Regions from separate parts of the Homo sapiens genome. Here region 1 is linked to region 2. Evidence: read pairs that join two places in POLR2A ChIA-PET (ENCODE). Cell type or tissue: K562. All regions are shown on one strand. Links, peaks and the distances in the headings refer to the core of each region. The heading gives the core; the rest is flanking DNA.

The links. ChIA-PET counts read pairs that join two places held together with the same protein. Peaks named below come from ENCODE experiments on the same cell type or tissue, not always from the same donor. Only the 100,000 strongest peaks of a DNase experiment are listed, where the experiment ranks them.
Region 1: POLR2A ChIA-PET joins it to region 2 with 5 read pairs; 2 of 35 experiments call an interaction of 5 or more read pairs at or near these places.

What each region holds. Positions count from the first base shown.
Region 1 is chr11:6,553,162-6,557,558 of GRCh38, forward strand. DNHD1 (dynein heavy chain domain 1) reads left to right here. Exons shown (of 43, transcript NM_144666.3): 25 at 3,522-4,397. Among named protein-coding and RNA genes, the nearest start is that of RRP8, 48 kb to the right of the region's middle. In K562, for the core only: a CTCF peak has its summit at 1,852; DNase peaks (open chromatin) are centred at 1,870 and 2,370.
Region 2 is chr11:6,466,926-6,471,322 of GRCh38, forward strand. The region is part of intron 1 of TRIM3 (tripartite motif containing 3); the gene reads right to left. Among named protein-coding and RNA genes, the nearest start is that of TRIM3, 4.8 kb to the right of the region's middle. RefSeq lists an enhancer at 2,194-2,488. In K562, for the core only: no CTCF peak of the experiment used is centred there; a DNase peak (open chromatin) is centred at 2,356.

The DNA of each region.
Region 1 (4,397 bases), core at 290-4,289, 86 kb after region 2:
AAGACCAAACGGAGTCTATCCTGGGAAGGCAAAGCTGACTAAACATTGAAAAATCAATCAGTGTAGCTCACATTAACAGAATAAAGGAGCAAATGAGTAAGTAATATTAGTAGATAAAAATCACTTGACAAAATTCCAACACTATTCCATAACTCCCAGGAAACTAGGAATAGAAGATAACTTTCTCAATTTGATGAAAAGCATCTATTATACTTACAGCTAAATACATACTTAATGGTTAAATATTGAATACTGTCCCCCTAAAATCAGTTAAAAGGCAAGAACATACTCACTGCTTCTATTCAACACTGTACTGGAGACCACATCGACGCAATTAAGAAAAAGAAATAAAAGCTTTTAAAATTAGAAAAGACAAGTTAAAACTGTCTGTATTGGCATGTAATATGATTGTCTACATAGAGACCCCAAAGGAATATTTTTTTAAACCCCATAAAAAACTACTACAATAAATAAGTTAATTCATCAGGGTCACAGGATACAGAATCAATCCATTGAAATCATTTGTACTTCTATATCCTAGTAACAAAACATTGGAAATTGAAATTTTAAAATATCACTTAAAAGTCATTTAAAAGCATAAAATACTTAGGAATAAATTTAATTAAAAGCATTCAAGATCTGTACACTGAAAATGACTAAATATTGCTGAGATAGAGGAAATGTAAATAAATGGAGAAATATATGATGTTCATGGATCAGAAGAGTCAGTATCATTAAGGTCTTCATTCTCCCCCAAATGATCTATAGATTCAATGCAATGCCAAGCTAAATCTTAACAGATTTTTTTTTGGTAAGTTGACAGTCTTATTCTGAAACTTATATAGCAATGCAAAAGATCTAGAGCAGCCAAGCAACTTTGAAAAAGAACAAAGTTGGGACACCTACACTAGTGATGTTAAAACTTGCTATACAGTTGTTGTAATGAAGAGAGTGTGGTATTGGTATAAGGATATACATATGGACTAATGGAATAGAACAGAAAATCTGATATATAGTCATATGTGGCCAGTTGATTTTTAATAAATGTGCCAAGATAATTCAATGGGGGAAAGGATAGCCTTTTCAAAAAATGGTGCTGGAACATCTGGATATATGCATGGAAAAAAATGAACCATGTATTCTACCTCAAAATCTAGATAAAAATAAATTATAGGTGGATCACAGACCTAAAGCTAAAACTATAAAATTTTTAGAAAAAAATTGGAGAAAAATCTGTGTGACCTTGGTTGGGCAATGATTTCTTGGGCACAAAAACTAAATTTTATCAAAATTGAAAACCTATGCCCTTCAAAAGACACTGTTACGAAAATGAAAAAAATAAGCTATTGACAGAGAAAACATGCATGATACATGTATCTGACAAAGGACTTGAACCTAGAATACATAAAAAACTCTTACAACTCAATAAGAAAACAAACATCATCCCAATGTTTTAAATGGACAAAAGACTTACACTTCACAAAAGATGTATGAGTGGGCAACAGTATACAAAAAGATGCTTGATATTATCAGGCATCAGTGAACTGCAAATTTAAACCACCATGTGATAATTAAAAAGACTGACAATAATAAGTGTTTTCAAAGATGTAGAGCAACTGAAACTCTCTCACTTTGATGGTGAGAATGTAAAATGGTACATCCACTATAAAAAATATATGCCAGTTTCTTACAAAATTAAATATTACTTAACATATGACCCAGCAATTCCACTCTTAGGTATTCACCCAAGTAAAATGAGAACCGCATATCCTCAAACTTAGTATACATGAACATTCATAGCAGCATTGTTCTGTATAATGGTAAATCCACATCTCCACCCAAATGGCTCCAGGTGGTGGCAAGAGATAAGAGTTTAGAAGCGCCTCTCCCACCCAGCAGACTAGCTCCCTGCTTTGCCTCCTTTCCTTTAAAAACAGGCCATTCAGGCATTTGCCTGAAAACTTAAAATGACCCACACCCTATTCCCTTACATATACTGCCAGTCCCTCCCTCCATCCCTCCTCTCCTCCCTCATTCCCTCTCTCTCTGTCTCTCTCTCTGTCTCTTTCTCTCTCTGTCTCTCTCAATCTAACTCTTCATTGCTGCCTCAGGTGACATGAGGATGGAGGACTGATCTCCCGGCTCATTATGCCCTCCTTGCACAGGATTAAGTAAAAATCTTTGAACTTGTTTCCTATTGTTGTGGTGTATTGAATTTGTCCTTCTATCTAAAGAACCAGAATAAGTTTTCTGTGTGAAGGACTCTCTGGTCACAGGTCAGACAACTAGGCATTAGGCTGTCCATCAGATAAAAGAAGTATCCTGTGAAAGGCACACTGTAAACCCCCACACTCAGCTCCCCTTTATTTCCTGTTAGGGCAGGGTTGTTGGCTGCTCTGGTACTAGAACACCAGTTTAACTGGGGGCTCTCAGAAAAATACTACTCAGGAATAAAATGGAACAAACTAAGGAAACACGCAAAAACATGGATGAGTCTCAAAAACCTGCTGAGTAAAAGAAGATAGACATGATCAAGTACATACCGTATGATTCTATTTATATGAGGTTCTAGAACAGACAAAGCTAACCTATAGTGATGGAAATCCGATCAAATAACAATGCCTGTGATGGTGGTGGCAGAGGGATTGATTGGCTTTAAAGGAGCATGAGGAACTTTCTAGGGTGATGAAAATGTTCTAAATATCATTGGGGTGGTGATGACACAGGTGTGTACATTAGTCAAAATTCACTGAACTGTACACTTAAAATGTATACATTTTGTTGTATGTAAATCATGTCTTAATAAAATTTATTTTTAAAATTTATTATTATTATTATTTTTAGAGACAAAGTCTCACTCTGCCACTCAGGCTGGATGGTGCGATCAGGGCTCACTCAAGCTCTTGTGCTCAAGTGATCCTCCAGCCTTAGCCTCCCAAGTAGACAGGTCTACAGCACACATCACCAGGCCCAGCTATTTTATTTTTCATTTTTTGTAGAAACAAGGTCTTGCTATGTTACCCAGGCTGGTCTTGAACTCCTGGCCTCAAGAAATCTTTCCATCTCAGCCTCCAAAAGTGTTGATTACAGGAGTGAGCCACCACCTCCCAGCCTAAAGTTGATTTTTTTTTAAGTGCACATGTGATATAACTGTATTCTCTTTGACTGAAATGATTGCGCTTTCCTGCTAATTGTGATCGATCTGGTTTCTATCCTTCTCAGCTTCCAAATCTTATTATTCATTAACCTTCAGTTAATGATTATTCATTATTATCATTATTAACCTTCGGTTAATGAATAATAAGTCACAGAGGTAGGATCTAGGGAGAAGAGAGAAGAAATTCCTCAATTTTAGGGAGAATGTGGGGGAGGGAGAATAGCTTACTCAAATGTGACCAAGTCCCAACACGTCAGATTCACAAAATTCCTTTAGAACCGTGTGTGGCAGGAATAGAGGGAACAGGTTGATACTCTCATGTGGACTTTTACATGTCCTCATTATTATTCCTCATGTCCCATAGACCCAGAGAAGAGCTGCCAGCCAGTGTTGGAGACTCTGCGCCAGGCCATGGATGGCACTGTGTATGCCCACAGCACCTTGGAACTGCAGACGCTGCAGCCTACAGTCAACTTCCTTGCCACTGTCACAGTGCCAGGATACTGTGAGCGCCCACTGTGTCCACGCCTCTTTCGACTCTTCACAGTCCTGGCCCTGGAAAGCATGACCCAGGCCACCCTGCTGGAAAGACATGTGCCTATCATTCAGGCTTGGCTTGAGCGTTTCCCTTCTGTGGAACGGGAGCGTGCTCTGGCACGAGGTCTGGTTAGGGCCTCAGTAGAGGCCTGGGAGGCTGTGTGCAATTGCTTCATGCCTTCACCCCTCCACCCACACTACCACTTCTCCCTACACTCTGTGAGCCACCTACTGAGCAGCCTGCAGCTGCTGCCCAACAGAACAGGCTCCCGAGGTTTTGTGGACTATCCCAACCACCAGGAGCACTTGCGCCGGGTGTCAGGCCTGCGAGGCACTTGTCTGACCGTTATGATGGCCACACGCAATGTGGTGCGTCTTTGGTTGCATGAGGCACAGAGAACCTTTTGCGACCGGCTGGACAGCCCCAGGGAACGCTCCTACTGTGCCAAGCTGCTCCTAGTAGTAGCTCAAAGTGTCTTCTGCTGTGGGCCAGGGCCCCAGCACCTGGGCAAGGACCATCAGGAGAGTGAGGAGGAGGAGGAGGAGGAGAGGGTGCCCGAAGTAGAATCTGAAGGGGAGTTGGCCCAGTGGGAGGACTTCAGCAACAGCAATAGTGAAACAGAGGAGGAAGAGGAACCTTATGGCCTTCAGGTCGCCAGAGTCTCAAACTCCAGAGATCCAAGTCTAACACCATCCATAGGAC
Region 2 (4,397 bases), core at 324-4,323:
TTATTTATTTATATTTTATTTTATGTTTTCATTCTTAGCACTTAGCACAGAGCCTGACATAAAGATTGATCTATATTTACTGAATTGATTTCAGGAATTCAATAAATATTTACTGCCTACTTTGTACAGGTGTTAGGAATGGAATGATAAAACAGACAGGGTCACTGTCCCTGTGGTGGGGAGGTGGTGGCAGATATTTTAAAAGTAAATAATAGTGGCAGGGAAGTGATATAAAGAAAAAAGGGATGCTGTGAGAAAGAACACTTTTGATTGAGTCATCAGGGAAGGCTCTCCAAGGAGGTAACTTTTAAGCAGAATTCTGGGTGGATGGGAGAAAAATGGTATGGGTGAGGGTGAGAAACAACAGGGAGTCAGGAAGGGAAATCATTCTAGGCTGAAGAAACAGCATGATAAAGGTTCTTAGGCAGAAGGCTCATGGAGAACCTGAAAGGACTGTGTGGTTGGAGCCAAGTCAATAAAAGGAAGAGGTGAGTTTGGGAAGATAGGTAGAGATGAGATCATGAAGGACCTTATAACCGCCATTAAGAATGTGATTTTGGCTGGGTGCAGTGGCTCATACCTGTAATACTAGCACTTTCAGAGGCCAAAGCAGGAAGATCGTTTGAGCCCAGGAATTGGAGATCAGCCTGGGCAACATAATGAGACCAATATCTACAAAAAAATTAAAAATCATCTAGGCATGGTGGCACACACCTGTAGTCCAGGCTACTTGGGAGGCTGAGGTGGGAGGATTGCTTGAGCCCAGGAGGTCGAGGCTGCAGTGAGCCATAATCGTGCCACTGCACTCTAGCCTGGCATGAGACAAAGTTGAGATTCTGTCTCAAAAAAAAAAAGTGATTTTATCCTAAGTTGGAGGGGGGGATGATGTGGTTTATAAATAAGTGAAAATAAATTAGAAAGCTACTCTGGCAAGCTGTGAGAATTGAAGACAAAGAGAAGCCAGAGTGGAATCAGAGAAAACAGTTAGGAAGCTACCAAAGTTCTTTGGGTAAGATAATGTAGGGTATCATCTGAGCTACAAGCAAAAAGCTGGACTGATTTGAGAAATATTCATTGGCCGAGCAAGGTGGCTCACATCTGTAATCCCAGCACTTCGAGAGGCTGAGGAAGGAGGTTCACTTGAGCTCAGGAGTTCGAGATCAGTCTGGGCAACATAATGAGACCCCATCTCTATAAAAATAAAATAAATAATAAAAGAGAAATCCAAAGGACATCAAGATGAACTGGGTGTGAGAGGGATGTCAATTATGACTTAGCTTTCTCATTTTAGCAAGTGATGGGCCATGAATAGAGACAGTGAAAGCTGAGGTGGAGCTGATTTGGGGCATTCTGTTCTATGTATGCTAAGTACAATGTGTCTCTCTGATGTCCAGGTAGAGCTGTCAAGTAAGAAACAGAATACAGGAGCTCAAGAGAAAAGTCTGGACTGGTTATTGATTTGGGATCACTAGCATATAAATGGCACTTTCAGCAATGAGAAGACATGAGCCCACCTAGGGACAGAGGGCAGACAGTGATAAGAAAAGGGCCTGGCACAAGAGAGGGGAGCCAGCAAAGGTGACTCTGAGAAAGAGAACCCAGAGAAATGGTAGGAAAACCAAAAGAATGTGAAACCAAAGAAATCAACAGAACAGTGCAAGAAAAAGAAGGGGTGAAGTAAGAAACGGACTGAAGAGTGCCCACTAGATTTGGCTGTGGTGGGGTGGCAGGGGCAGAAGCCACGTCAGAGTGACTGAAGAGTAAATGGGAGATGAAGTTAACACAGCAGATGTAGACAATACATGGCAGGGATTTGGTCATGAAGGGTGGCAGAACAACAGCTGGATTACTCCAAAATAGGCAATGAATAGGACCAGGTCACCATTGTCTGTGCTGTTGGATGCATTATGAGCCTTTTTCTAAAGACTGTGAATGAATGAATGAATGAATGAATGAATGAATGCAGGAGCGAGTCTAGATTTGGGGAGGGATAGAAGGGCTGAGTTGCTGTGCCTTATGTTTGTGTAAGGGTGGGCCTGGGTAGAGTGTGAAGGGCATGCCTGAAAGTATCCTCTGCTGATGTAGACACTGGCATCCTGATGTTCTCTCTACAGTTGTAATGGGTTCTGGAGTCTGAAGACTTAATACCAGGAAAACATAGCAGGAGGGAGGACAGATTGAAGGTTGGCGGAAGGACCAGGAGGCGGGAGGCAAGCTGAAGCCTCTGTCTGGTGAAGGGAAAGGCTGGGAGGAAGAGTGGGAGTGGTCTGCTGGGTCCTGCTGGGGTAGCTGGATGCCAGGCTCCACCTCTCTCCAAGCCTAGGGGCTCTCCCAGACTGTCACACAGGGGCGGGGATTGGGCTATGTCCAAGGACCAATAGCTCCTCCCCCACTCCTCCCCTTCCTGCTTCAGTTCCCCTCCCAGACTTACTGGGCATGCAGCCGCTGAGGCCATACCCCTGCCTGAATCTGAGATTCTCTTCCTCCCGTGGGGTCCTAGCTCTTCCATCCCACTGTGCTCTAGAGATTTGCCCCCAAGATCCTATAGGTGGTGGTTCAAGTGAACTGTTTATCACAGCAGACACTTATAAGGCCTTGGTCTCAGAGCCAGACTTTACTCTCCTTTCTCATACTGCCTTCTGCTATCCCTGTATTGGTTATTCCCACCATACTTTATGGCTTAGTTCTCAAGGCACCTCACTCCCTCATTCAGCATTCACTTGACACTGCTGCTAGGCCTGGGGACACAAAGACAAATAGTCACAGCTCAGCCTTCATGGATTCCACAATCTAATAAATAGATTACTGCAATGTAAAGTGGTGAAGACCATGATGAGGAAGCACCAATTGCTCCAGGAGTACAAAGGTTACCTAACCTAGATCTGGAGCAGGGGTGGGTCCAGAGGTTGGAGGCCAACCTTTCTCCTAAAGAAAGTAACTTTAGTAACTCCTAAAGAAAGTAACGTTCAAGCTGAGGATGAGTTACAGAGAGTATGGTGCCTTTTGCATCAGGAGGCTGAATCAGACACTGTGATGGGAGGGCTAAGAAACAAGATGGAGAGGTAGGCAAAAGATATATCATGCAATGCCTTGTTGGTCTTATTAAGGAGTTTAGACTTTACGCTTACCTGCTAGGGGATGAAGGATTTATCCAAAAAGCAAAGGAAAACTTTGGTAGTGGTGAGGGCTATTAAGTATAGAGTGACAAAAGTACATTTTTGGCTGCTATGTGGAAAATAGTTTAAAGGGCAAGGACGGAAAATTAAGAAACTGCCTTGATTAGGAGAATAGCAAAGACAGGCCAAGATAAATCAATTTTGCAGGGGGATATCAACTGAACTTGGTGGCTGGGTATTTACATGTGAAGAGTTAGGGGAGAAGAAGGAATTAACAGATGATTCTTTGGAAACTCTCAAAGAAGAGCAGTTTGGATGAGAGGGTGATAAGTTTGGTGTTTATCTTTTAAGGTTTTTTCAGTTTTGTTTTTGTTTTTTAAGAGACAGGGTCTTACTCTGTTGTCCAGGCTGGAATGTGGTGTTATGATCATAGCTCACTGTAGCCTCAAACTCCTGGGCTCAACTAATCCTCCTGCCTTGGCCTGCCAAAGCGTGGGGGTTGCAGGCATGAGCCACAGCACCCAGCTAGAGTTCACTGTTTAATGTGATGAATCTGAGGTGCCTATGGGATGTAATTCAAGTGGAGAGGTCCAGTTGGCAGTTGGAAAGATACGCTGAAGCCTAAGAGAGAGGTCTGGCCTGGAGACATGAATGTGGATGTTGGTGCAGAGATGGTTCCTGAAGCCATGGGCGTGGATGACATTACCCTGAGAGGGTAAAGAGAGAAAGGAGGGTCTATCACCAAGTCCCAAGGAACCTCAATATTTAAGAGATAGGCCCAGGAAGCAGAGTCTGCAAAGAAGATTGAGAAGGCACAACCAGAGAAGCAAGAGAATCAGGAAACAGATGTCATGAATGCCAAGGGAGAAGAGAACTTCATGAACAAGGGAGTGAAATGCTGCAGAGGTCCCATTATTTAAGCCCCAAAGAGGCTTTCATTAACCTCAGAGCATGTGGTTTTCAGGGGATGGAGGACAGGAAGCCAGATGCAGGGAGTCAAGCAAGAAGCTGATTGTGAACAAATGAAGACAGCCAGTGCTGACTCCACTAGATCCTGGACATCTGCAAAGGATGTGTTTCAAGGCTTTTCAGTTTCTCCAAATTCTCAAATAGCATTAATTTTCCCCAGGACTTCCTCCTACAATCTCACAGGATTCCCAGTACACATGAGTTACACAGTTGTGAATGGAGGTAACCAAGGCATTGTTGAAAATGGATGCGAGAGGTCAGCTAGGCTCATTTGCTTGCTAAAATAACTCACGTCTACTCACTAGCTTCCAG